Regions from separate parts of the Homo sapiens genome. Here regions 1, 2, 3, 4, 6 and 7 are each linked to region 5. Evidence: chromatin loops called from intact Hi-C (ENCODE). Cell type or tissue: endothelial cell of umbilical vein. All regions are shown on one strand. Region 1 has its middle 37 kb from the start of PSMB1. Region 2 has its middle 23 kb from the start of PSMB1. Region 3 has its middle 270 kb from the start of LINC01615. Region 4 overlaps LOC105378146 (a long non-coding RNA gene). Region 5 holds the start of LINC00574 (long intergenic non-protein coding RNA 574). Region 6 has its middle 200 kb from the start of LINC00242. Region 7 holds the start of LOC107986674 (a long non-coding RNA gene).

Region 1 (4,000 bases), 730 kb before region 5:
TAGGTTTTTCTCTAACCCTGTACTTTGATCCTATGGGTGTTGTTACATGTGAGATGGGTCTCTTGAAGATAGCAGATAGATGGGTCTTGTTTTTTAATCCAACTTTCCACTCTGTGTCTTTTGAGTGGGTGTTTAGACCATTTACATTCAACACGAATATTAATATATGAGGTTTTAATCATGTTGTGAAGTTCTTAGCTGGTTGCTTTGTAGTTTCTATTGTGTGGGTGCTCTGTAGGATCTGTAGGCTGTGTACTTCAGTGTGCTTTTGTGGTAGCCAGTATCATTCTATTGCTTCCATGTTTAGACCTCCTTTAAGGATCTCTTGTAAGTCTGGTTTAGCGGTAATGAATTCTCTTAGCACTTGCTGGTTGGGAAAATATTTTATTTCTTTTAGCTGAGTTTGGTGGGATATGAAATTCTTGGTTGGACTTTCTTTTCTTTAAGAATCCTGAAAATAGGCCCCCAATCTCTCCTGGCTTGTGAGGTTTCTGCCGAAAAGTCCACTGTTAGCTTGATAGTGTTCCCATTGTATGTGATTTGACTTTTTTCTGTAGCTATCTTTAAGATTTTTTCTTTAGAGTTGACCTTGGACAGTCTCATGACTCTCTATGCCTTGGTGATATTTGTTTTGTATAGTCTCTCACAGGTGTTCTCTGGATTTCTTGTATCTGCATGTCTACTTCTCCAGCAAGAATACGGAAATTTTCTTGAATGATTCCCTCAAATATGTTTTCCAGATTATTTACTTTTTATCCTCTCTCAGGAATGCCAATAGTTTATAAGTTTGGTCTATTTGCATAATCTCTTAGTTCTTGAAGATGTTGTTCATCTTTAAAAATTCTCTTTTCTTTATTTTCGTATGACTGGGTTAGTTCAAAAGACTGGTCTTCAAGCTCTGCAATTCTTTCTTCTGCTTGGTCCAGTCTATTGATAAAACTTTCAATTGTATTTTTAAAATTTCTTAAGTGAGTTTTCAATTCCAGAAGGTCTAATTGATTTCCCCCTTTGGAAGATGTTTGTCTCTTTCTTCATTTCGTGGATTGCTTTGAAAGTTTCTTTGTGTTGATTTTCAACCTTGTCTTAGATTTCATTCAGCTTCCTTGCAATCCATGCTTTGAATTCTTTATGTGTCATTTTTGAGTTTCCATTTTGGTTATAGATCATTGCTGGAAAGCTAGTTCAATTCTTTGGTGGAATCACTATATTCAAATTTTTCATGGTGTCATAATTCTTGTGCTGGTTCCTTCTCATCTGGAGATGTTGACACTTCTAATTTTTGTGAATATTTTCATCCAGGATTCTTATCTTTTTCTTTCTTTTACTATAGTAGTATTATTAGTTTTCTTTCCTTTTCCCTTTACCCCCTCCCTAGGGGTGCAACTGTAGAGAATGCTGGGTAGGGTCTTTTGGCTTTATTTCTATAGCCCTGTGCACTTCTTTCAGCTTTTATATTGGGCTGTGCAGTTCGACCTACAATCCAGTAGATGGCACTTATAGGTAAGAGCCAGCAGCAGCCAACGTGGCTGGGTCTATACTTGATCCTTCTTTAGTGGCCGAAGCTTACCGTTGCCTCAGGCAATGGGGTGATTCTGGATTGCACAGTGGTCTGAGCTCCCTGCTCAGCCCTAGGGGGTGGAATGGGGGCCACAGTGGGCAGGCCTGGACTGGGCAGGTCTGCCTACAGGTCCACCAATGGCAAGCACAAGCATCCTTTTACTTTCAATCTCCCTGTATCATTGTATTTGAAGTGAGTTTCTTATAAACAGTGTATATTTGGGTCATGCTTTAATTCACTCTGCCAATCTCTTCCTTTTAACTGGTTTATTTAGAGCACTTACATTTAATGAAATTGTTGATACATTAGGTCTGAAGTTGCCATCTTTTTTTAAATTTTCTGCTATTTCCCTCTGTTTTGTTTTTCTGTTATCCCTACCTTCCTATATATTTCTTGAATATTTTTGTTTTACAATTCCACTTTGATTTATGTATTGCACTGTTTAGTTTATCTCTTGGTATCGCTTTTCTACTTATTACACAAAACACGGTCTATCTGTGTTAGCATTTTACCAGCTCCCGTGAAAAGTAGGAAAAAAGGTGACCTCCTTTATGTCACCTCACCCTCCTCATTTATAATTTAATAATCATAAATATTTGATATTAATAATATGTTTAATGTAATTGTCTGAAATATTTCCTCCATGTGTATTTACAACCACATCAGTTAGGGTTATAATTTTTGCTTCAACTATCAAACATAATTTAGAATATTCAAGAGGAGAAGGAAAATGTATTTTTTAATCTATATTTTTACTATTTTCCTTGTTCTTTCTTTTTTCCTAATGATTGAGAACATGTCTCAGAGCGTCTGAGGAATGTGAGATATGAATTTTTTTTTTGAGAGAGACAGGGCCTTACTCTGTCACCCACACTGTAGTGGAGTACAGTGGCATGATCATAACTTATTACAGCCTTGAACTCATGGGCTCAAGTGGTCCTCCTGCCCCAGCCTCCTGCGTAACCAGGACTACAGACATGCACCGTCATGTCAAGTAATTTTTAAATCAATCTTTCCTTCTTTTCTTTTTTTCTTTCTTTCGTGGAGACAGGATCTTGATCTTACTGTGTTGCCCAGGGCGGTCTTGAACTCCCATTCTCAAGTGACCCTCTCACCTCAGCCTCCGAAAGTGCTAGGATTATAGGCATGAAACACCATGCCTGGCCTGATATGGAAAATGTATCAGACGCAGAGAGACATAAACATGAGACTCTAATCATGTCCTCTGCAGCCATACCTGGGGGCAAGTTTTTAAAGGCATTTTGATTTTTTTTCCCTTTCTTCTAGTTTCCAGGCTAGCTGATAAATTACCTAAAATGTTACCACAAGTTGCACAATGTAACTCTCATCCATAATCTTCATGTTCATGGAATTTGTGATACAAAGAAAAATGTATAGCCAACCAATCACTTTTGTTATTTTAATAAAGCAAAGTAAATTATTGGTAAACAACTTAAGGACTGCACTTCTTTTTTGCTTTTACAAACCACTTGTAGTTACTGTTAATTGGAGCATGGATCAAGGCAACTTGCATGAGTCTCCTGGGCTTCAGTCCTCAGCTTCAGCCCAGATAAACTCTCTACTTATATTAATTTTGCCTCAGTTTTTTTCCTTTAGGTTAACATGATCCAAGATTCTTTCTTTTATTAGTTCTTATCTGTTTAGAAAACTTCCCTTAGCCATTATTTTAGAGGAGGTCGGCTGGCAACAAATTCTCTTACACTGTTCTTTCATCTGAAAATATCTTCAAGTCCCCTTCATTCACCTTTATATTTTCTCTGAATAAATAATCCTGGGTTGACAATTCTTTTGTTTGAGCACTTGAAAAATGTTGTTACTTCCTTCTGGCTCCCTGGTTTCTGATGAGAAATTCCGTATCATTCAAATTGTTTTCCCTTATAGGTAGATGTTATTTCTCTCATTGCTTTCAATATTTTTTCTTTGTCTTTAGTTTTCAAAAGTTTAGTTATAGCATGCTTTGGCATGGATTTCTTTGGGTTTATCCTATTTGGAGTTCACTCAACATTTTGAATCTGTAGATTTATGTCTTTTGCCAGATTTAGAAAATATTCATCCACTATTTGTTTGACTACTTTTTAAGTCATGCCCTCTTTCTCCTCTCTCTGGGACTCCAATAACATAAATGTTAGACCTTTGATTGTGATCCTGTAGGTCTCCAAGGCTCTGTTTATTTCTTTCTGCAGTTCAGATTAGGTAATTTCTTTTTTTATTTTATTTTATTTCCCTGTTTTAATTCCCTGTTCACCAATTCTTTCCTCTGTCCCCTCCATTCTGCTGTTGAGTCCATCTACTGAGTTTTAAAAACCTTTGTTGTTATTGCATGTCTCAGTTCTAAAATTTCCATTCAGTTATTCTTAATATCCTCTAATTATTTGCTGGAACTTTCTATTTTTCTAATATATTTCAAGTGTTTTTGTATTG
Region 2 (4,000 bases), 740 kb before region 5:
ATTACGTAGAGCACTTGTTCAAAATGAACTCCTAGGTTCAATAGACCTATTGTCCCAGTCTCTGAGCTAGAAATCCCAGGTGATTCTTATGCATACACAATTTGAGAACTTCTTTAACTCCTCATCAGACAGGTTCAATCAGAGAAGCCCTAGGAGACATAAAAAGATTTATTACAGAGTTCGGCCTCACATAAGAAGAGCTGATTAGATGATCTATATAAGCCTGTTTCTGTTTGGTGCTAGGAGCCTAAAACCCATAGCACAGGCTGTCAAAGGGGCGATGGTGCAAAAGGAGGAGGGTCAACAGACTGGATTGTGACCTGGGACCATGGGGGACACCTGTGGCAGTCCCACTACCTTAGAACTTTCACTTAGTGATCAGGTACTGGCCTCCTTTTTCATGGCTAGACATGCACCTGGCCCAAGAGCTTGGGAGAAGTTGCAGAAGGGCCTGACAGGAGCTTAAGGAGCTGGGACCCCATATGCAGCCCATGCCGCCAGGTGAGTCAGCAGGTAAAGAACACGCGTGAGCGGTGACAGCCCATCATGCTCTGCTCAGCAGCACAAGAGCAGATGGCTGCTGCCTCACTGCACCTTCTGCATCTTAGGCTCCTTTCTCTGAGTGCAAACCCACCAGAGCTGTTCAGTACCCATCGGTGGTCTTCATTACTGCACGAAGTCCAAGTCTTTCTCCGCTTTGTGAAATTAATTCAAACTTAAAGCTGTTGGAACTTCAAATTATTCTGAGCCTTGAAAGACATGTGGCTATGCAGAGCCTGAGTTATGCGGCATGCAGGCGCAACTTCTGCCTTTTCCCCTGTAAACAAGACAAAAAGGCACCAGACATAAGACCCCTCAAATCACTACTCCTCCGCACAGAGTAATAAAGTAATCTTGGAATGAGCAGCAATCTATAACCAATCAAATTGCTGTGGCGAATGCACTGGTCTTGTATGGAAAATGTGATCCTGCTAAAATTTCTAAGTGAAACCTTAACTTCTCCACTTTGAAACATTAACCTTACTGGTTTAGAGTCAGTGTTTCCAGGTGGCCATTCTCAAGCTCTGCACTCGAATTAACCCTCTACTTAATCATATTTTCTAAATCTCATTATTTAAGGTTGATAGTTTTCAGATCCCTCCACGCCATCCTCGCCTCCCCCACCCAACTCCCTACCTCTTCAACATACTTCTTTAACTAGCTGGGCTGCTTTGTTAAGTGGGTGTGATATTCTCATTCTTCAGTGATTCAGCTAACATTGTCTGACTTTGTGTACTGTCCCCTTGAACTTTATAAATCATACTCTTAAAGTCCAGATCAAGTTTTATTTTCTCTATTGAGATTTTCCCAACTTTTCTAGATTTTATGAATTTCTTCTGAGCGTCTATTAACTTGATACTTGTAGTTTATATTAAATATGAATGCAATTGTTTGCTGTTATTTCTTAAATATTGCCCCTCCCATTTACTTTTCTTATATATCCATTATACGAAGTCTGAACACATAGGAGGCACCTAAAACCTATAAAGAGACATGGAACTTGTTTAAAGGACCCAGGAGTGATCCGTTTGTTAGTGTTGATTGAAAATCCATCCTGCTGCCTACTTCTGGTTGTGAGAGAAACATTAAATCTGTGAGCAGTGCAAACTTCTTTCCATCCCTCCTCTGGAGTTCCTAGCAGCAGGCCTGGGTCTAAACGTGGGAAGGAGCTTCAAATCTTTTATTTCAAGTTGTCACTTCTATGGAGGGGTAGTAGCTCTGTCCATGGGCAATTTGGAATGTTGGAGGAGCCTGAAGGCAAGTGGAGTTAGGAATACAAGTGTCTCACCCTTGAGTTCCGCTCAGCAGAATGAAGAGTATGGGTGCACTGCTTCACCCACAGGATTGCGCTGATTTATCTGTTGACATACTGTGCTAGTTTTCTCCCTAGACCGGGAGGACCGATAGTGTATGTGGGTGCATTTCAAGGCAGCCACTTTGTATGGCCACTATGTCCAATGAAAGGAGAGGCCTGTGGCCCCACTCTTGTCATGAGCACCCTCCCAGCCAGGCTCGGTGTCTTGTGCCTCCTCCGCCAGACAGAGCTTCATGTGCATCTGCTCCACTCTTGAATGAGTTTAGCTGCCAATTTGCTCTCCCTTGTCTGAATGGCTCCTGGAGCTTGTGAATCATCTTTGAAAAATATTTCTATAATGGGAAAATATTTTAAAAACAGCATGGGGCGTGAGCAGATGTCCACAGGGCTGATTGTTAGAAAGTATAGGTGATCGAAAGTGTGATCCTCCCACTTTGTCCTCAAGCTGACCAATGGCCTGACCTCTTCTGCAGTGAGAAGCTGCTGGAGAGTTGGCTGAGGGTCAGGAAATCAAGGGACCTTCATTCTTCAATGAAAGCCAGGCTCCACATCACCCTCCAAGAGGCCGCCAGATGGCAGTGTTGACTCATCCAGCCTCTGTGAGAACCACAGTTTTCTAATGCTCAGAAAACTGCTACCACAGTTTTCCAGTGCACAGACTTTACTGAGTGACTAGGAAGGGGCCTTGAGCCTAATCATTAATCCTGTTTTATAACCTGGAAGGAGGTACACCTTGTTGCTGTCCTAAATCTCAGCTATTCCTCAGATCAAAGCGGAAAGGACAGAAGGAGATAAACCCAGCAAAATTGGTAGTAACCTATGCTGGAGGTGTGCAAAATTGGTAGTAACCTATGCTGGAGGTGTCCTAGGTGTATGCAGGGGTTGGGAGGTGGGTGGGTGGGGGAGAGGGAAAGGGGGAGAGAGAGAGAGAGAGAGAGAGACAGGGAGAGAGAGAGAAAGAAGAAGAAGGAGGAGGAGGAGGAGAGAAGGGAGCAGGGGACTGGTTGTGGTTTGGAGAGACAAAAATCAGAACACAGAATTTTTTTGGAGCTATATACTTTCATAAACAAGGAAACTAATGGACAGAGAATACATTAAAGTGCTCTGTGCAGGCTGCTGACTAGTGGCAGAACAGATTAAGACTCAGTGTTTAGTTTTTCTACTTCTCTCTCTCTCTCTGGGTTTCAGTGTTTAGTTTTTCTGCTTCTCTCTCTCTCTCTCTTTCTGGGTTTTCTTTGTTTTGTGCTATCAAGTTCTTCTTATTTCTTTTACTTCAATAAATTTCTTTCAAATGAATCTAAATGTTATGATCTAAGGACACAAGTTGATAAATGCAATTAAGATTCTTGGTTGAAGATTTTGTGTAGGTGGTATTAGTAGAAAGTATCCACAAAGTCATGGAGCAAAATCTCAGATTTACAAAGTTCTAGGTCTGCCTTGGCCTTCCAAAGTGTTGGAATTACAGGCATGAGCCCCTGTGTCTAGCCTTATATTGACATTTTTCACTTGCATTTTAGAATTGATTGTTGAGAACCCCTTGAGTGACCTAGGTCAAGAGACTGCTGATCTGTCTGTGATGGGTTTGATATTTTTTTCTCCTCACCAAAAATGCTAAGAACATTCATTTACAAAACTGGAGACATTGGTAAGCTCTTACCTTTCTCATCCTGTGGGACTGCACCAGCCTGTCTTACTGCTTCCTGGGAGGTTCTATGCACAAATTCTCTGGGACCTTCTCAGGTTAGGCAAGACCTCCAGAAGACCTACCAGCTATCTTGCTCCTGAAGTTCAAGGCTCTGAAAGCCTTAAATGTCATGAAGCATGAAGCATTTCCAGGAAATTTGTGGTTTTCTCTTGAAACTTCCCAAAGAGAACTTTTTCTGAAAACTGTTTACAGCAATTTGATGGAGACCAGCATTTCCGAGGGCCCAGAGGAAGGATCAGAGAACAAGGACAGTGACAGGGGGATTTGGTCATGAGAGTCAGAGGCCCGTGTGATTTGCAATACTCCTTTCTGGAAGCTCTAACGAATATGAATAATCAAAGATGCCATTACTGCATAACAAGAGCATTGGACACTAAAATATAACTTTTCCGAGAAATTGAAATTTGCTTATTTATGTTGTTTATTTAGGGGTATGGTCA
Region 3 (4,000 bases), 900 kb after region 5:
GCAGCCCAGCTAGAGATGAAAGGTCTGAATTGAGATTTGACCTGCTGTCCAAAGACAGAGCCTGCAGTTTGCTTCCAGTCAAGTGAGTGTCCGCTCTACCAACAACAGCAATGACACAGCTGAGCACTGTTTGGAGGAATACAACAGAACCCAGAATCTGAACACGTGACCTTCAGTGTCCAGGACAGTGGCAAAACCTTTACAATCTTCAACCGAGGAAACAGAAAAATAGGACCCAATCCCAGAAGAAAAGTGTCAGTGGAGACCGACCTCCATGTTGTAATTAGTACACTATTCCTTTAAAGCAAGTGTTAATAGTATGCTCTGAGACATAAAGAAACATAGATTCATAACAAATTGAAATATGGGATCAGTTTTTTCAAGGGACTTGTTGGAGAGCACAAGAAGCTGGGGAGAGCTTCAGGCTCCTGGGGAGGGAGAAGGACTGGGGGAAGGGACCCGGAGGGCAGCATGGTTCTGCAAAAACTTCAGCCAGGCTGGTGGAGGGTGGTTGAGCCTTGCCTTCAACACCACAGTCCTATTCTGCCAGGAAGGGTTCACTGCGGTGTTCCTGCTCGAATTAATTCCTGGTTGAAAGCAGATGGAGAGGGGAGAGGACTGAGGCTGCCCACAGCCTGTCACTCTTGGAGCCTCGAGGAGGGTGTGGGGGGCAAGGGAAGGCAGGAGCCCAGCTTCGGGGGCCACAGCCACCGTCCCGGCAGGAGACAGGAAGGTCAGTGGAGCAGTGATGGGAAACACCAGGCAATGCGGGGCTCAGGGCCAGTGCAGCTTCCTCTCTAAATGGAATGTGAACATGAGGGATGGGGCGCAAAGCTGATTGGAGAGAAAACCCTGGGGAATGTGTGAAAACACCTGGGTCCTGGCTGTAGAGGAGAGGTTCTAACGCAAGCTGAAGATGGCCTGTTCCTCTGAGAGTCTGAAGGTGGGAGTGGAGGGAAGGGTGCTGTCCTGACGTTGGAAAGTGTAAAAAGAGAGGGTGATGGAGGTGTCCGGTTCCTGCCTTCTTCTCAGGGCAAGAATCAAGTTCCGTGAGTACACAGGAGAAGGAACAAAGTGATTTCTTGTAGTTCTGAATACACACTCGCAGAGGACACAGCACGGCACTGTGGTCGGCCCCTCAGACACTCATTTAGGGAGTAAAGGGATGGGGGAGAAAAAGGGAAAAGGGAGGGTGGGATGGGGAGAGAAAAGAAAGAAGGAAGAGAAGAAAGCAGGAAGGGAGGGAAGGAAGCAGGAAAAAGAGACAGGCCTAGAATTCCAGAGTTTCAGGGAACGGAGAGGGCATCTAATCAAAACTTCATCCTCATTCATCTGAGACGCAGACCTGCACAAGAGACCGCCGAGTCCTGCCACACCGCTGCCGGCAGCAGACCCCAGCACACGTGTGGATGAGCAGAAAGGTGATGGTGGTGACCTCACAACACATTTCTGTTTCTGCTGGTCAGTGCCAGTTATGGAAAAGGCAGAAATCGAAAGGGAAGAATTGTGGACTTTGGACTCCGGCAGATGTAAGGCAGGCCCTAGACAAAGGCCAGCCTGTTTCCTTCTTAGTTGATGGCTTATTTATCCGGGACACACACACACACACACAGATATGCACACACAAGAAAACATGCAAGCGATGCACGTGCACACACATGCACACACATGCATGCACACACATACACACACATATGGATACATACACAGACGCACACACATGCATGCACACATACACAGATGCATACATACATACACACGTATGGATGCACACATACATGCACACACACACAATGTGCACACACATTTTCACTCGTGGAGACAGTGAGTGTCATAACATTCTTTTTGGATGTTAAATACATTTTTGAAAACGTGCACAAAGGGGGTTTTCACAGGGCTTATTACCCTTTTTAAAGTTCATAAGCTGCTGAGATCTGATAATGAAGCCACACACCCCGGAGGCAGACAAACAGGAAGGGAAATAACCGGAAGGGCAACTTTTCACTTCAGGGGACGACGACCAGGCACCGAAAGGCAGGTTTCAAGTGCCCCCTCGTGGCCAAGCCTGGACACTGTGCCAGGACAGAAAAGCAGGCAGCGCTGTTTACAGAATGGGGCAAACGTGGTTTAATTTGTTGTGTTATTAAAATTCATTAGATTGAACCGTCTGGTCTTTAAATGATGAATATTATTTTCTTTAACAAATGCTAAGATTTTAATAAGACCCCATAAGAATAAATAAGGAGAAATAACACAACACTTCACAATATGTAGGTGAATAATTTGCCCAACATGGCAGAATTTTGATTCCAACTTACTCATCTAACCTCATATTTTGCACTGGTAAGTTATTCTGTTTAAATTGAGTTCAAAAGCCTAGTGAGTAAAAGTGACCACATGGTAGTCACAAAGATGAAAACCTATCATATTATGAAATCAAGACAAAATGTTATTAGCTGGTTAAGGGGGATGCAGAGAAAAGAACTAAAATAAAATAGTCTTAGAAGTGAAGACAAGGGTTTCTCCTCAAAAATTTTAGGATCTCAGGACAAATCATGAACATCATAAACCAAAATACTTTGTATTCAAAAGCAATTGTACTTGACAAGAATAATGTCATAAGAAAATAAAAGGAAAAAGGCAAATTTTAGGAAATTGAGGGAAAATGAGAGAAAATGGGGAAAATATTATATATATATATATATATCCAAACACAGAAAACAGAAATATGGATACTTAAGTTTAGACAGGCCAAAGAAAATAGGAGAAAGCCGTTTTAAAAATATTATTGTAGGCCGTGCGCGGTGGCTCACACCTGTAATTCCAGCACTTTGGGAGGCCGAGGCAGGCGAATCGCCTGAGGTCAGGAGCTCAAGACCAGCCTGGACAACATGGTGAAACCCCATCTCTACTAAAAATACAAAAATTAGCTGGGCATGGTGGCAGGTGCCTGTAATCCCAGCTACTCAGGAGGCTGAGGCAGGAGAATGGCTTGAGCTGGGGAGGCGGAGGTTGCAGTGAGCTGAGATTACACCACTGCACTCCAGCCTGGGCAACTGAGCGTGACTCTGTCTCAAAAAAATAAAAATAAAAATAATTATCATAAGAAAGCCAGTTAGAGGCTCAATGCAGCCATATCGCCCACGCCCAGGTCCACGGGTCGCAGATGGAAGAATGAAAAACACACAGTCTACACTCAAGAAGACAGTGCCTGTCCACACACGGCCCAGGAAGCAGAGGTGTCAGAGCTATGAGTCAGGTCCTGCACTTGGAAGGGCTTTGTCTCACATGCCCTTCACACAGGGAGGATGGGGTACGGGATAAAGGGACCGGCTCAGCATCGGAGAAGCCCTGGCCCCACCACTGGCTCAGCATCAGAGGAGCCCTGGCTTTGATGTGTGATGGCTTTTGCTCTGTGACTTTGTCAAAATGACCCCATCTCTGAGAAGGTCTCCAACACACACAAGGCAACCGCAGATGAGCAGGTTCTCGGAAATGAGACTAAAACATAAGATCAATGACCAAGTAAGCCAGTGTGACTTGCTGGGAGAAGTGAGTTCGAGTCCTTAAAGGGAAATGGAGCAAGTGTAATTGCTTAGAATTCTTTTAGGGGAGAAGGAGCAGTGCCAATAACTAAATGCACAAAAGGAAAGTGGATAGAACCTTCCGGACACAGAGGAGGAGAGTTCGCAGCAGAATGTGGGATTTGAATTGTAAACAGCTGTCACTCCCAGGCATTAATGCACTAAAAATCATGAAAAAGGGTATAGCTATAAAACATAAAAAGATAAAAAGTAATTTAGAAACATAAGACAACTATTATAGACATGCATAAAATTAGAACAATTAGAAGACAGGATAAACATGGACTAAAGCCTAAAACATCAGAATCAGAGTTGCCTTTAAGAGTGTGAAAACATAAACGTGAAGAGCTTACCTGTATTTCCTTGATAGTAAACTCACGAATGCACGAAAGGAATAAAGTCACAGGCAACTGGCT
Region 4 (4,000 bases), 830 kb after region 5:
TTCTTAGAAAGATAAAAAAGAGATAAGTACTAGTTTTTCATACATATGTATGCTATGAGAACCAGTCAATAAAATAAAACAACAAATAATATACATTGTAGCTTCTTAAGAATCTTCAGCTTTTAAAGTCCCAAGTCTTTCCAGGGCTCCCAGAGCCCCAGTGACTCCTCACCAACAGAGATGGGATCCCGGAAGAGCCGGGATCATGATTGGAGGGAGAAAGATACGGAGACCCCAGTCTGTGCCAGAAGAATTTCCTGAATTAACGTTTTTATCAGGATGAAGTGTGGATTATCAAGTTTGTTAGAATAAATGGTAGGTTTCGGTGATTCTTTTAAGATGAAAATTGATTAGGATTGGGTAAAGCCTGTGGTGTGATCTTGTAAGGTTTGTGGACAGAAGACAAGAGTTTCGAAGTGAGCCTTCACAAGAACATTGCTACTTGGTAAATGAACTTTTTGCTCAGATTAGCAACATGTTGTCCTGATAGAGAGAAGTTTGCACAGATAAACAAACTGTCTTGATAAACTGAGTTATAGGAATGCCTTGAAACAAATATTAGAGTTTCATGCAAAATGTCACTTCATGTTTGAGTAAAATTACACAGAAAACCAACGTATATGTCACAAGACACTGATACCAAGAGTCTGGCTATCGCACAGAGACAGTGAGACCAAGCCTAGGAGTGATTCTGATTGTCAGAATGAGCCCCATTGTGAGAATATCAAACCAGAAATTAGACTCATGACAAGAAGCCACTAGGGATGAGCTAGTGGCTCATAATAGTAGGGGGAGGAACATTATAGACACCATTGCTGAGAGGCAGCAGGTGCCTGTTAACAGAAAAGAACCATACGTAGGCAACATGCCAAGAAAATGCCCAGGAAAACAGGGAAGGAAAGCCCCCAGATTCGAGGATGACACTCTAGAGCCAGTCATCTGGCACACTTGCAGTGGGTATTGGCGGAAACTTCACTTCTCACAATTTTCTCTTTCTTTTGAAATAAGTTGTCTTCATCTGCGTAATTTGGGTTCTCCAGAACATCATCTGCTCTGGTACATTCCTGACTATCTTTGCTGTAAATGTTTCTGACGGGACAGGGGACCAGGTGTTGTACCTGGGTGACATAACTCTCAGGTTAATTGTGGACTAGTGGCCAAAAGCAAAGTATGGTCTTCCTTCCATGTGAATCTAGGGCATGTTTTTTCTTTTCATCTTTTCTTATAAGACAACATTTCCAGGTCTTAGGTCTAGTGGAAGCTGCTTCGGAGCCATGGAGAAAAGGCAGCCTGCGCTGATTGACCATGAGCCTAAGTACACTGCATGAACCTTTGGAAGTACCTCTTCTATGTCTGCCTGAAGTAAGATAAAGTTGAAATTTTGGGGTAAATACTTTGCATAATGGCGAACCTGTGATAGTTTCACATGGTGAGAGTTTATAGGGCTCTCAGGGAGTGTGGACTCATGAGACTAGTGTGACATCTTTACCAGGGAAGCTACGCCAGATGCTTTGGATGGCTTTAGCTCTGTGGTGCCACTGGATGCCTCAAGGTTCTGAGCAGGCAGAAGGCTTCTTTCAGAGCTCTTCAGTGACAACTCCAGCAAAACTAGAACAATGAATTCATTCTTTACATTGGGAGCCAGCATAATTATGCTTATTTATATGTTTGCTTTCTCTACCATACAGTCCATAAATCTCCAACCAGTAAAACTCCAAGTAAATTCTGAGAAAAATTAAACAATGACCAGGACACAGTCAAAACTCATTATACAGTGTAGTCATATGAAATTCAAAAAGGGGCCCAGGTTCTGTGTGTAGAGGCTCGGGCTCCTGTGCTTTTTCCATTTTTCAGTTTTATCGGTGTCATGCTGTTGACCTGTAGACGTGCTCCAGGGTTGTGTTCAGCAAGTGTGGCAGTGTCCTCACTGGTATTGATTGAGTGCAGTGGCTGAGCCTTCTTTGCTGTCTGGGTAAATTATGTAAAATCATGTGCAAGCTTCTATTGGAGGTCCTCTGGCACCACCAAGTGGCTGGCCTGACAGCTCCCAGCCTGCCCGGCTGAGTTCCCCACCAGATTCACACTTCTCTTCTCTGATTCTGGAGCAACATTTCTGAGTTGTGTCATCATTTGTAATCAGTTAGATTCATTTGTCACAGTCATCCTTCTAGTTTGAGATTTCCTCAAATCCTAGTTGAGTTTTTATTTACTTTGCATACGATAAATTTGACTTTTTAGCTTTTCCATGTCTTTCCACAACACAGAAATGCAGTCAAAAATCTTCCACCCACTACCACACAGAACAGTTCCATCACTCATCAACCCATCCCCAAACCCTTAGAAGCCCTGCCCCCTTTTCCGTTCCTACATTTTTGCCTCCTCCAGGATGTTATATAAGTGGAACATGTAATATGCAGCCTTTGGGTGCTGCCTTTTTCACTTACCAAAATGCAGTTAAGATTCATCTACATCCTGTGAGTCGGTTACTCACTCCTTTCACTGTTGAGTAGCCTTACGTCGTGTGAACACACCACAGTCTGTTTCTCCACTCGTGTTGAAGGACAACTTGGTTGTTTCCAGTTTGAGGTGTTATGAATAAAACTGTTATAGACATCTGCAAATTGTTTTTTGTGTGAACACAGTTTTCCATTCACTTAGATAAACATCTAGGACAGGACTTTGTGGGCCATGAGATGATTGTATGTTTATCTTTATAAGAAATGGGCAATCTGTGATCCAGGGGGTGTGGACGTCCAAGTAGAATACTACTTTTGTATTCCCACCAGCAATGGGAATTCTTGTGGTTTCACATGCCTATCGACATTTGGTGTTGTCAATTTTATTTTAAGCTTTAACTTTAGTAGTACTTGAGGGTAATAGGGAGAGAGAGAAAAAATTCTGGATATAAGTACTTTATCAAATATGAAATTTGCAAGTAATAGCTCCAAGTCTGTGGCTTGCTTTTTTACCATATTTACAGGTCGTTTGCAAAGCAAACACTTTAAATTTTGTTAAAGTCAAATTTTAAAAATTCTTCTTTCATTGAGCATGCTTTTGGTACTGTATCTTAAAACTCACCACCAAAACCAAAGCCATGCAGCTTTTCTGTTATGTTTTTTTTCTAGAAGTTGTATGGTTTTGCATTTTACATTCAAATCTATAATCCACTATGAATTAATGTTTGTATATGGAAAAGGTATATATTGGTCCTATTTGGGACATTTGCATATCAAATGTTCCAACACAATTAACTGAAAGGATTCTCTTTCTTTCCTAACATGACTTGTACCTATGCCAAAAGTCACTTGTCAATATATGTCTGAGTCAATTTCTCTATTCTTACTTTTGTTCCATTGATTGCCTATCCCAGTGCCAATGCCACATTTTATTGTTTACTGTCACGTTATAGTGTCTTAAAATCAAGTTATGTGAGTACTTTACTTTTGTTGTTTTGTTCATTTTCCAGAATTTTGTTTTGTTTTTCTTGCAGAATTTTTGTGATTATTATAGTTTCTTTGCCTTTCTACATGAATTTTGATTCAGCTTGTTGTTATTTACAAAGTAGACTTGCTGGAATTTTATTGAGATTGCATTGCTCAAATCAGGGAAAATGGGAGAATGGACATCTTTGAAATATTAAGCCTCAAATCCATGAAACTGCATATTTCTTCATTTACTTAGATATTTCTTCCTTCTTTCATCAGTGTTTTGTAGTTTTCAGCATACAGACGCTGCACCTATTTTGTTATATTTATACCTAATGCTTCATTTATTTTAGTACGATTTAGTGCCTTTTAAATAGTATTGTGTATATTTGAGGTTTACAACATGATGCTATGAAATATAGATGGTAAAATGGTTACAGTGGTGAAACAGATTAACATATCTATTATCTCACATATTTTTTGTGACAAAGGCAGCTAAAATCTACTTATTTAACAAAAATCCTTAACATGGTATAATTTTATGAAGTTTGGCCCTCACGTTGTGCATCCAGTCT
Region 5 (4,000 bases):
TGGGTTGCAGCATCCAGGTCTGATCCAATAACTCCACAGCACACAATGCGGCCCAGGCCATGCACGGAGGAAGACAGCAGAGCGGCCATGAGGCTCCCAAAGGGAGCCAGGGCCCAGGCCCAGCACACCCTGCCCACAATCCCCTGCATCCACTGCCTCTCCTGCACCCGGCACTGGGCAGCGTGGGCTGTGTCAGCGGTGTCCCTCCTCCCTTCTCAATCTGTTGTGAGCTCCATTAGGCCAGGGACCGGTCCTTAGAAGCTGTGGGACCCTTCAGCCTCCCTAGCAGAATGTCTTGCACACAGTGGTGGCTCCATAAAATATTTATTTTCTATTTTGTCCATTTATTTTATAAATCTCATGCAGGCCAGATAGATTGGAATTATCAATTACTCTAGAAAATAAAAGGATAAAAGCAAGATCTGGAAATACAGACCGAGCAGCACTGGAATGCACCAACTAAGGCAGAGAGGCCCCCTGAGGCTCCGCGACTGCTGGACCATTTAAGGCAACATCATATCTCAAGTGGGGAGGGAGAGAATCCGCCGGTCTCAGCGGGGGTGGGTTTTTTAAAGTGGATTTAGTCATGGTCTGGACTTGCCCAATTTTCTGTGCTATGCTGTGGGAAGGGACAAGGTCCTAAACTACCCTCACAGGACTTAAATAAAACAAAGAACACATACAGGTGGGTGGGAAGGCAGTCAGATGACTCAATTCTGTGCCCACCACCCATGGCCCCTGATGGGTCATGCCTTCTGCTTAGACAACAGCCTCCTAGACCCCACAGATGGGGGCAATGGCATAAACTCAGACCTGCAGCCGAGGCCTGACTCACCACAATGGCCCTGCCCTGCACTGCCAGTGACAGACCTGTCACTTTCTCACTGATCCTTCATTTTCCTATGAAATGGGGCTAATATTGCCTCTTTCTAAGGTTGCTATTAGGATTAATTTTTGAGATAATAGACACTGAGATAACAAACCTGCCAAGTGTTACATCGATGTGATTATCCTGAGATTGAGAGGAAATGTCAGTGAGGCACTAGGTGGTGGCATGGCCGTGAGTGGGAGAAAGAGGGTGGATGTTCCAGATGTCCCTGGATCTCTACCAAAGAGAAGATGCAGCGAAAGGACAGCCGTGTTCCTGGTGTCTCCTTTTCCCCTCAGGACAATGAATTACGGGTTTTCTGTGCCTTAGTTTTCTTCCTTTCAAATGCAGTTAATAATACTGTCTCTCAGGGGGTATTCACAGACGTGAACAATTAATGATCGCAAAGTGCTTTGAAAATAAATGAGCTTACTCATAATGGTGGTGTTTGATATTTATAATAATAAGCCTGTGCTGCTGGCTTCGCGAACTATATTCATTGGTACAGAGCTTAGTTTTATGACTGGCTTTTTCAATATTTTAACATAAAATCCTCTTATTTTAAAGTAATCAAATGACCTTCCTGCATTCCTCCAGAGTCTTATTCGGAAAAACTTAAGATTTGATCATAGATCTATTTTAAGAAGTGCCAAGTTAACTGACATCGATGCCATCGTATCTGGAGTCCCTAGGAAATCCAGGGGGGGACAATGAACCGTAGGAAGACTCGGACTCGGGTCTGCCTGTAGCACTCGGAGCCTGCAAGGCAACACAGTTATTGAGTTCTATTAAAATTACTTGGTGTGGCTATAAACCAAACCACACCCCTGTAGCCAATGCGAAGAGCTTCCCGTAAAAGCCGTGCGGTGGGAAGGCCTCTCGCTGTCTCCTCTGCGCGGCAGGCAGACATGGACGACACCGAGGCGTGAATTCAGCCTGCACCTCCTAAAGATGAGCTGTTGAGGGCGATGGCCACAGCAAGTCCGCACCAAGTGCTCTTTAAACATGAGTGTTTCTTTAAACAAAGAACCTTCCCGGCATTGAGGTCTGATTAATGATGCCCCGGCACCTCCTCCCTCACTCAGGGATCACTTCCCTGCGGCGCGTTCCCAGACGCAGGCTTCCCTCACGGAGGCGGGAAGATTTCAGGCGCTGTCTGTTCTTGTCTTTTGTCAGCACGGACAAGGATGGAGACCCCACTGGTCAGGCGAGCCCCGCGGTCCCTGTTCCTCACTTCACCACCTGGGGAAGCCTGATCCCCATCGATTCGCAAAGGAACAAGGAAAGAACACGTTTTACCTGGATGGATGGTCCCCCTCACGGTGGCCTTGGAACCCGCTTCAGCGGGAGAGGCAGCGCCTCACTCACGGCTCCCCCTGGCCGCTGCTTTACCAGGGAGCGCCACCCCGTGCCCCGCCAGAGGAAGTGCAGGCGCCAGCACAGCACGGGCCGAAAGCCACACTGTGGGACCCGCAGCGCAGCTCCAAGAAATCCAAAGTCCATTCACAAGAGGAGCTTCTCCGCCAAATCGTTGAAAAATAAAACGAGAAATGAGTCGCCACCGGTATCCGCTTTAGTCAGCCGTACGAAAACGCAACCCGGTCAGCTGCACTTCTGCTGCCAGCCCTCCTCCAGTCAAGCACCGGCCTCGAGAAGGGCAAAGGGCAGGTAGGAGTTCCGACGCATGCGGCCACGGGGCGGAGTCACAGTTCAGAGGCCTCAGCTGAACCTGAAGTTATCCTAAGCTCGAGCCCCAGAGTGAGGACTCGGGGTCAGGCATCCGATTCCCCATCAGCTCCTTTACTAAAGCTGTGCAGAGAATCCGAGGCTATGAGTGGGGGTGGGGGAAAGATGTACAGGATGCTTTGGTTTCACTCCTGAGATACGAGAACGTCCTCTGAACACACATGCAGATAGCTGGACTTCTAGACAGAGGAAATCCAAATCGTTTCTTTCCTCCCAGCATAAGGGAACGGTCCGGTAAGAGCTGGTGTTTATCGATGCTACGTGCCAGAATGGGGCTGAGCACGGCGCCTCACTGTATCCTAACGTCTAATGAGGCAGGGAATGTCACTGTCACACTCTGCAGACGAGGAAGCCATGCTGTCAGCAGGTACACATCTTGCCACAAAACCAGTAACCTGTGGCACTGAGATCGCACACCGGTCGTCCACTGCCAAGTCCGTGGCCTCCTTCTCTGGGGTTTGCCTGCCTCTTGATGGCGGCCATGCCTCTGTCCTCTCGCAGGGGCTGGCTCTTCCAGTGGTCACTACTTTTTGGTTGCAAGCAGCAGAGATTCCCTGGAGGGCTTGTTGAAAGCACTCACATCAACGGAGCCTCAGAAAGGGAGCTGAGGCCATGCACGGCCCTGCAGTTTCTCCTCAGGCTTTGGTTTGCATCCCTGGCCTGACTTTCCCTCAACAAGTCCTGCTATCTCCACAAGGCGGCCAGCCCAGCCCTGTCCTCACCTTCCAGCCCCAGCTGAGCAGCCCCTCCCCACATCATCTTCAGCTGCTGCCCAGGCTCCGCAGAGCAGGTGTCCACCGCCCATCCAGCCATTGTGTTTAGAGGGCAGAGCGACCTGCCGGGACCTTGACAACACCTGGCCCCACCCACACGTCCTGCAATATTCACTGAGGAATGCACAGCAGCACATATGTGCCTCATGTGTCCTGCTGTGATGCAGCGAGTGGCACACAGCATTATTGTGTCAATCATGTGTCTTGATGTGATGCACTGGTTCAGACAGTATCATGGATGCAGTGTTTCTTTAAAACTGTCAAATTTGAGGAAACAATCTAACAAAAGCCAATTGATGAACATTCTGTAAAGGTGACATAAATACTTCAAAAATGTCTCTGACACAGAAAGAAAAAAAACAAAAAGGGAGCTATTCCAGATTTTAAAAATAAAAGATATAGTAACTAAAAGCAGTTGTGGTGCTTGGATAAAAACAAACAACAGGTATAAATGAAGGTATAAACGATATTATTATACACACTGGGAAAAATTTTATATGGACCATGTATTAGATAATGGTGCTGTGTTATTGTTAAATTTCCTCCATTTGATAACTGAAGGGGAATGATTTTGTTCTCAATAGATGAATGCTCAAGTATTTGGGGGCAAAAC
Region 6 (4,000 bases), 210 kb before region 5:
TCTTAGCCTCCCTGGCAGCTGTAACATCCCAGCTTTGCAAGGGTCATGAGGACAGGACAGCAAATGAGTCAGAAGCCATTCTGAATCCCTTCCCATCAGAATAGACATTCCCCCAAACTCAGATGAGCCATGACAGAGATAAAAGGGCAGCTCACAAGCTTCAGAAACTTCCACATCTCTAGGTCTAGGTCCAGGTTCAGGTAAGGCCAAAGCACTCTCCCATGCCTCTGTCAAGGGATGGGCAGATATTAGGCTGACAGACAAAAGTCATGATCAGTAGACAGGGCAAACAAAGCCATTGTTAAGGGTGGGCACAGGACTTCACACAGGGCAACTGTGACCCTGGAGACAAGGAAGCCATGAGTCTAATTGTCAATGGACTGTCCCATCCCTAATGGGGTCATTCATCTGGAGAGTCCCATTCATAGCAAAGCTGGGGTCGGCCAGGCCAGTCCTGGCAGATGGCTGAGTCCAGGCAGGTGTCTGCAAGACTGCGCTGGAGCAGACCTTCCAGCAGGGGCGCTGTGCCCTGGGAAGGCTGAGGCTCCAATCCCATCAGGACCAGAGAGACAGGGTGCAGGCCCTGTAGCATTGCAGCCACAGTACAGGGCACATGGCTGGCTACTGCAGGGAGGCTTCCTTTTCCTGTGCCTGTGATGCTGCACTGCCAGGCCTGGCCTCCTGCTCTGGAGTCTGCTGTGATGAGATAAATGTGGAATGAGGTGTGATATGGTTTGGCTGTGTCCCCACCTAAATCTCATCTTGAATTCCCATGTTATGGGAGGTTCCCAGTGGGAGGTAATTGAGTCATGTGGGCAGGTCTTTCCCATGCTATTCTTGTGATAATGAATAAGTCTCACAAGATCTGATGGTTTTATAAGGGGGAGTTTCCCTGCTTAAGCTCTCTTTTTTTGTCTGCCACCATGTGAAACATGCCTTTCACCTACCACCATGATTGTGAGGCCTCCCCAGCCATGTGAAACTGTAAGTCCATTAAACCTCTTTCTTTTGTAAATTGCCCAGTCTTGGGTATGTCTTTATCAGCAGTGTGAAAATGGACTAATACAGTAAATTAGTAGTACAGAGAGTGGGGTGATGCTGAAAAGATACCTGAAAATGTGGAAGCAACTTTCTAACTGGGTAACAGGCAGGGGTGGAACAGTTTGGTGGGCTCAGGAGAAGACAGAAAAATGTGAGAAAGTTTGGAACTTCCTAGAGAATTGTTGAATGGCTTTGCCCAAAATGCTGACAATGATATGGACAGTAAAGTCCACACTGAGGTGGTCTCAGAGGGAAATGAGGAACTTGTTGGGAACTGGAGCACAGGTGACTTAGCAAAGTGATTGGTGGCATTTTGCCCCTGCCCTAGAGATTTGTGGAACTCTGAACTTGAGAGAGATGATTTAGGGTATCTGACAGAAGAAATTTCTAAGCAGCAAAGCATTCAAGAGGTGACTTGAGTGCTGTTAGAGACATTCAGTTTTATAAGGAAAACAGAGCATAAAGTTCAGAAAATTTGTAGCCTGACAATGTGATACAAAAGAAAAACCCATTTTCTGAAGGGAAATAATTCAAGCTGGCTGCAGAAATTTGCATAAGTAACAAGGAGCCAAATGTTAATCCCCAAAACAATGGGGAAAATGTCTCTAGGGCATGTCAGAAGTCTTCACAGCAGCCCCTCCCATCACAGGCCTGGAGGCCTAGGAGGAAAAAGTGGTTTTGGGGCCCAGAGTCCCTGTGCTGTGTGCAGTCTAGGGACTTGGTGCCCTGCATCCCAGCTGCTCCAGCCATGGCTGAAAGGGGCCAACATAGAGCTCAGCCCATGGTTTCAGAGGGTGCAAGCCCCAAGCCTTGGCAGCTTCCACATGATGTTGAGCCTGCAAGTGCACAGAAGAATTGAGGTTTGGGAACCTCTGCCTAGATTTCAGAGGTTGTATAGAAATGCCTGGATGTCGAGGCAGAAATTTGCTGCAGGGATGGGCTCTCATGGAGAACCTCTGCTAGGACAGTGCAGAAGGGAAATGTGGGATTGGAACCCCCACACAGAGTCCCTACTGGGGCACTTCCTAGTGGAGCTGTGAGAAAAGGACGACCGTCCTCCAGACTCCAGGATGGTAGATCCACTGACAGCCTGCACTCTGTGCCTGGAAAAGCTGCAGACACTCAACACCAGCCCATGAAAGCAGCCAGGAGGGAGGCTGTACCCTGCAAAGCCACACAGGGGCAGAGTTGCCCAAGGCCATGGGAACCCACCTCTTCCATCAGCGTGATCTGGATGTGAGACATGGAGTCAAAGGAGATCATTTTGGAGCTTTAAGATTTTATTGCCCCACTGGATTTTGGACTTGCATGGGGCCTGTAGTCCCTTTGTTTTGGCGAATTTCTCCAATTTGAAATGACTGTATTTACCCAATGCCTGTACCCCTGTTGTATCTAGGAACTAACTAACTTACTTATGACTTTACAGGCTCATAGGCGAAAAGACTTTCCTTGTCTCAGATAAGATGTTGGACTGTGGACTTTTGAGTTAATACTGAAATGAGTTAAGACTTTGGGGGACTGTTGGGAAGGCATGATTGGTTTTGAAATATGAGGACATGAGATTTGGGAGGGGCCAAGGGCAGAATGACATGATTTGGCTGTGTCCCCACCCAGATCTCATCTTGAATTCCCAGGTATTTGAATTGTGGGGGCAGGCCTTTCCTGTGCTGTTCTGGTAATAGTGAATAAGTATCCCAAGACCTGATGGTTTCATAAGGGGGAGTTTCCCTCCACAAGCTCTCTCTTTGCCTGCTGCCATCCATGTAAGACGTGACCTGCTCTTCCTTGCCTTCCACCATGATTGTGAGGCTTCCCCAGCCACATAGAACTGTGAGTCCATTAAACCTGTTTCTTTTGTAAATTGTCCAGCCTTGGGTATGACTTTATTATCAGTATGAAAATGGACTAATACAAGGTGAGAAGGAGGGGATGGCTGGGGTCCCTGCCTAAGCCACTCCAGGCCCACTGCTGGGGATGGCAACATTGGGCTGCTGCAGTGCAGGTGGTCTTGGTGGGGGGTGAGAGTTGCATGGGGCAAGGGCCCCACCCATCCTCCTTCCCATCTTGCCAACCCTGGCCTCATTGGTTTTGTCACCTCTGGGAACCACCTAGGAGAGACAGCAAGGTTGCCTCCAGGGGGACAGCAGCAGGAACCCCCCCCCCCCCCCGCAACAGCGCAAGCAGAGGGACATGGGGCATTCGACATGGCCAGAGCTGTTGACTGTGGCCAGGCAGGTACACCCAGCAGGAATCCGGTGTGAGCCATGCCTCTGGCTGGAAGTGAGTTTGCTGTTCACAGATGGCCCTGGCTCCTCTGTTAGCATCTAAAGCTGGCAGCAGTATGTGCTTTTCTGAGACTCACTGCTTGAACTGCGTGCAGGGAGGAGGCTGGGCACTGGCGACCCAACTGGCCTGGTGCTCTGTGATGAGGATGAGAGATTCGGAGCCATCACCCAAAGGCAGAGCTTCCAAGGCTGTTCAGTGTTGACTTGGAGCCCGAGAAGCAGGAATGCCTTATCAGTAAAAAGAGTCAAAATCTGTAAAATATTTGAAGAGATTTATTCTGAGTCAAATATGAGTGACCACAGCCTGAGACACAGCCTGAGGAGGTCCTGAGAACATGTGTCCATTTTAGGGAGTTGTAAGGCATCGGTCAATACACATCAGGTGCACATTGCTTCAGTCTGGAAAGGCAGGACAATGGGAAGTCAAGGGGCAGTGGGGGGCTTCCAATCATAGGTGGATTCAAAGATTTTCTGATTGGCAATTGGTTGAAAGAGTTGTTATTATCTAAAAACTTAGAATCCATAGGAAGGCAGTGTCTGGACTAAGATAAGAGGTTGTGGAGACCAAGGTTTTCTCATGCAGACGAAGCCTCCAAGTAGCAGGCTGCAGAGAGAAGAGATTGTAAATGCTTCCTATTAGGCTTAAGGTCTGTGCTGATGTTCTTGCTGGTCAG
Region 7 (4,000 bases), 140 kb before region 5:
GGGGGCAGCGTCTGCAGGCCGAGGAAGGAGTCGCCAGGAGGGCTGCAGGGCCGAGTCTCCCCGGATTCTTTGGAGGGGCCGCGCCTGGCCCGCCCGGCCTTGGCTCTCAGACATCCGGGCTCTAGGACCGTGGGAGGCCGCATCCCTGCTGGTCCAGCCGCTGGGTTTCTGGGGCTTCGTTTCAGCAGCTCGGCATGTAAGAGCCGCAGCTCCTCTTCACTGCCCACCCTCAGGCTATGTGGAAACCCCACTCTCTTAGGACTAGGCAGACCCTTTGCTTTCTAAACTAGCGAGAACGCCATTCCCTGGGTCTGGCAGCTCCCCTGCACTGTGCCGACACCCAACGCTCACTCAAGGTCCGGGCCAGCTCGTCCTCACTGTGCCGTGGAGACCCCTGGACCTGCCAGGTCCCACAGCCGCTTACCGGCCAAGTCGGTGGAGACCAGAGACCATCGCTGCTGTTTGTGCCTCACACGGTTTTGAATCTCCAGGGACCAAGTGACTTCCGGGAAGGTGCGGTGAGATCTGGACTCACTGCTGATTCCCTGAGATGTGGGCCGAGGTTCAGCTGCTCCTTGAACCTGTGAGGTACAGGCCAGGGGTGAATGTGAGTTGGCCAGAAACAGTTCCCCGAGGATACCAAAAAGCTAGTAATAAAATGAAAATAAGTGCAGCTGGCAGCTCCTAGGTGCCACCCTGCCCTGACCCAGTTCCCTTGGCCTCAGCAGCACCCTGGAGGATGGGAAAAGGCTGGCAGCGTGATGGGGAGGCCCCGGAATCCCCTTCTGCATCAGGCCTGCTCCTGCCAAGCACGCACCCGCACCCCACAGCCTGGGGGCAGGCAGGCCTGGGCTGCATTAACCCTGTTACCCAGGGGACCCCCGGGCACTCTCCTGGGTGGAGCCCACGGGGCACTTGACTTGGTTTTTGCAAAAAGACCTGCCAGTCTCTGCGTTGGCTCCTCCCTTTCACTCTCTCCTCTGGGTACATCTCCAGGCCAGGGGGTCCCAACTCCAGAGAGCACGGGGCAGTAAGAGGGCAAGTGTGGGGACGGCGTGAGTCCACTGTGCAGGTCGGAGGTGGCCCCAGCCTGAGGAATACTGCGCACCCTCCCTAGCAAGGACCACAGTGTGGTATGTTTGCTCGGCTCCAGAAAACATAAATCAAATCCAAGAGGAGGAAGACCTGAGTGGTATTTACCGCTCAAACCCGATCTTTTTTGAACTCAGCTGCCTCCCTCACTGAACGGGGATTGTGCGGTCAGCCTGGGTGCAAGCCAGGGTCAGCAGACATACATCCCTGCCCACAGTGCCCTGCAGTTGAGCGTGAAATTCCACCACAGCTTCCCGGGGCCTGGTTGGTCGGGAAGACTCACATCCCGGCCTCTCTTCCTGTCGTAAAATCACCCCTGCGTGGTGTTGGCATATTTGCTGTCCAGCTCAGCAGGGGCGGGCCCCTGGAGCTGCCACGGATCAGCCACCTGCCCCTCCAGGCCTCCTAGCTCAACAGGTTGTGGGTGCCACTGGGACTCATAGCTCCCGGGACACTGGGGCTACCCGTGCCTACTTGGACAAAGCTGTTAAAAGCCCAAGCCCCCACGGCTGCTCCGGCTCAACGTGGGCTCCCTCGTGTCAGCCCTGCTGATGCTGACCTGGCTTTATTTCCATCAACAGACCCAACACCCAATCACAACACAGTGAAAGAAGAGCTGGCGAGGAAAACCGTGTTTGCTTGCACCAATGTCCTGGACTTCTTCGCTGAAACCTAAGTGGACGCTGAGGAGAACGCCCCCCACGTCCTCAGGGACCGAGCCACTTCCAGGCCTCGCCAAGAAGAAGGGCTGCTTTCCACAGGTTTCTTTTGTGGAAATGCCCTGTCCAGCCTTGAGACTCACGCAGGGAGTGTGCGAGTGTGTGCCCGGGGAGTGTTCATACCCCTCCGGCTTCAGAAAACAAAGAAAAATCACCTTTACCTACTGCTTTTGGTGTTCAGGCATATCTGAAATTCATTGTTATGATTATGATGGGTTGGAGAGGTCATCGTTTCAGGATATGACAGAGTTTAGTAACACAGACCATGAGGTTCTCTCAGCTTTGTGGGACTCAAGGGTGCCACACTGCCATGTGTTTGAAGGCTACCGCGAGGTCCCCGGAGCTCAGGAAGAACCGCGTCCCTCTGGGGAGGAAATGCAATTTGCTCTTGCTTAGGGGCCTGTGTTCGTACCCACATATCACAGGGACACGGTGGGGCTGTGAGGCAAGGGCACATTTCACGCAAGAGATGCACCACGACCGTGAACCAGCAGCGGACGCAGGACGTGCGCCAAGACAAACACGGCCCAGGCTGCCGGGCAGTCTGCCCAGGGCAAAGCCTGATTACCAGATGGGGCCAGGAGGAAACGGGCGGACCCGGCTGCTGTCCCGTGGGCCTGGTCATCGTCCACAGTGCAGCCAGGGCTCGCCCGTACACTCCGTGCATATTGTCTGGAATTCACTTCTGGCTGCTACTAAAGCGGGGTCGCCGTTTATCCGCACGGAGGAAGGCCATGAGAAGCCACACATCAGTGTGGATTTACATCCCACGTTCCCTAAAGGAGACAGCGCGGAGCGCTTGAGGCCAGGACAGGCACCCGCACACAGCCCGTCTGCCGGCCTCGCTTCCTCCAAGGGGGTGCCGGCCTGACCCCGTTCTCTTCCAGGCTGCTGAGACCAGCATCCGAGCCAGCCCAGGCCATAAACAAAGCCACAGCCAAAGGTGCTTCAGCAGCAGATGCCCATCCCCCAGCTTGGGACTGCAAGCCTGGGGTCAAGGTGCCAGCAGAGGAGGGTCCACTGAGGCCTCTTCCTGGCTCACAGAGGCACCTTCTCACTGAGCTTGGCAAGGCCGAGGAGGAAGCCAGCACTCCCTTTTCTCTTCTTGCAGGGACACCTGTGCCATCCTGAGGCCTCCACCCACAGGACTCCATCCAACCTCAGCACCTCCCAAAGACCCCACCCTAACACCGTCACAGGGGGCTTAGGACTTCAGTGCATGGATCCTGGGGGATCCATTTCAGTCCACAGCAGCCATAAGCCAAAGACTTCCTTCCGAATTCTTACCTGGTTAAGCGAGAGGCTCCTCTGGGCGTTGTTGCTGCCCTAATGGGGCTGGTGGGCCACAGACGGCAACAGGCCAGGTAGCAGGATCCCCAGGTCCAGCAGTCCTCGCCGCATCTGCTGCTCCAGCAGCTCCTCCACTCTTCCTAGGGCCTGAGCCTACGCTGTGAGGGACCTCGCATGCAAAACAGAGGAGGTTGTAGGGGGTTGTGGGGGGCGGGGACGAGGGATCTTTGTGATCAGAGTAGAAGACGGGCAGGTGAGGAGTTAAATAGGCCGCCAACCAGAGGCAGGTGTGAGCAGTTAAACAGGCCCAACCAGAGGCAGGTGTGAGCAGTTAAACAGGCCCAACCAGAGGCAGGTGTGAGCGTCACCTGCTGCTGAACACCTGCTGTGAGCCTTGGGAGCCCCAGACAGGGTCCCTGACTCTGTAGCTGGTGTTCCCCTCCCTCCCCCGCGAGTCCTACAAACCAGGCTTAATTCCAGTGAGTGTTTGTGCTCAAACCTCCCCATTTGCCTCAGAAGAAGGAGGGAGTCGCGAGCCCAGAGGACAAGGAGAGCTCAGGGGTCCGCATCAGAATTAATGAAGGCTTGGGGGCCTCCATTCACTCCCTCAACAAACACTGAGTACTTTAGGAAAAGGCCTCATGCTTGATGTGTGGATCTGAGAGTGTTTTATATTTTTCTCAGGTTTCTAAGTATCGTTTCAAAACCTCACACAAAATTTTTTAGGCTAAAGTTTCAGGAGTTGCCAAATTACAGCACAAGCAAATTCCAAACATACCGGTGGAAAATAACCCACAGAGGTAGATGTTCTCTTTAGAGCTGAGATCAGAAATTGCTCTGCTGTAAAACTTCAACCACAAATAATAACGTCGCTGTTAAAAATAAGCATCATTATCTAT

Evidence for each region. Peaks named below come from ENCODE experiments on the same cell type or tissue, not always from the same donor. Only the 100,000 strongest peaks of a DNase experiment are listed, where the experiment ranks them.
Region 1: it touches region 5 in a loop (9-fold over the local background); 59 of 110 quality-filtered maps call a loop at or near these places.
Region 2: a loop joins it to region 5, with 9 times the contacts of the local background. A loop is called at or near these places in 78 of 110 quality-filtered maps.
Region 3: a loop joins it to region 5, with 12 times the contacts of the local background. A loop is called at or near these places in 7 of 110 quality-filtered maps.
Region 4: it touches region 5 in a loop (8-fold over the local background); 3 of 110 quality-filtered maps call a loop at or near these places.
Region 6: a loop joins it to region 5, with 10 times the contacts of the local background. A loop is called at or near these places in 2 of 110 quality-filtered maps.
Region 7: it touches region 5 in a loop (6-fold over the local background); 7 of 110 quality-filtered maps call a loop at or near these places.

The regions. Positions count from the first base shown.
Region 1 is chr6:170,514,703-170,518,702 of GRCh38, reverse strand. No RefSeq gene overlaps it. Among named protein-coding and RNA genes, the nearest start is that of PSMB1, 37 kb to the left of the region's middle. In endothelial cell of umbilical vein, a CTCF peak has its summit at 1,506 (motif pointing right); a DNase peak (open chromatin) is centred at 1,602.
Region 2 is chr6:170,528,438-170,532,437 of GRCh38, reverse strand. No RefSeq gene overlaps it. Among named protein-coding and RNA genes, the nearest start is that of PSMB1, 23 kb to the left of the region's middle. In endothelial cell of umbilical vein, a CTCF peak has its summit at 2,418 (motif pointing right); a DNase peak (open chromatin) is centred at 2,427.
Region 3 is chr6:168,893,259-168,897,258 of GRCh38, reverse strand. No RefSeq gene overlaps it. Among named protein-coding and RNA genes, the nearest start is that of LINC01615, 270 kb to the left of the region's middle. In endothelial cell of umbilical vein, a CTCF peak has its summit at 2,057 (motif pointing left); a DNase peak (open chromatin) is centred at 2,048.
Region 4 is chr6:168,955,102-168,959,101 of GRCh38, reverse strand. LOC105378146 (a long non-coding RNA gene) reads left to right here. Exons shown (of 4, transcript NR_136250.1): 2 at 1,243-1,362. Among named protein-coding and RNA genes, the nearest start is that of LINC01615, 210 kb to the left of the region's middle. In endothelial cell of umbilical vein, a CTCF peak has its summit at 2,042 (motif pointing left); no DNase peak of the experiment used is centred here.
Region 5 is chr6:169,788,584-169,792,583 of GRCh38, reverse strand. LINC00242 (long intergenic non-protein coding RNA 242) reads left to right here. Exons shown (of 2, transcript NR_026781.1): 2 at 1,466-3,794. It overlaps LINC00574 (long intergenic non-protein coding RNA 574), which reads right to left and starts at 2,511. Exons shown (of 3, transcript NR_026780.1): 1 at 2,168-2,511. In endothelial cell of umbilical vein, a CTCF peak has its summit at 2,280 (motif pointing left); DNase peaks (open chromatin) are centred at 2,033 and 2,253; H3K4me3 peaks cover 799 bases.
Region 6 is chr6:169,999,720-170,003,719 of GRCh38, reverse strand. No RefSeq gene overlaps it. Among named protein-coding and RNA genes, the nearest start is that of LINC00242, 200 kb to the right of the region's middle. In endothelial cell of umbilical vein, no CTCF peak of the experiment used is centred here; no DNase peak of the experiment used is centred here.
Region 7 is chr6:169,932,909-169,936,908 of GRCh38, reverse strand. It overlaps LOC107986674 (a long non-coding RNA gene), which reads right to left and starts at 3,266. Exons shown (of 5, transcript XR_001744483.2): 1 at 3,099-3,266; 2 at 425-581. In endothelial cell of umbilical vein, no CTCF peak of the experiment used is centred here; DNase peaks (open chromatin) are centred at 1,338, 1,718 and 2,348; H3K27ac peaks cover 2,446 bases.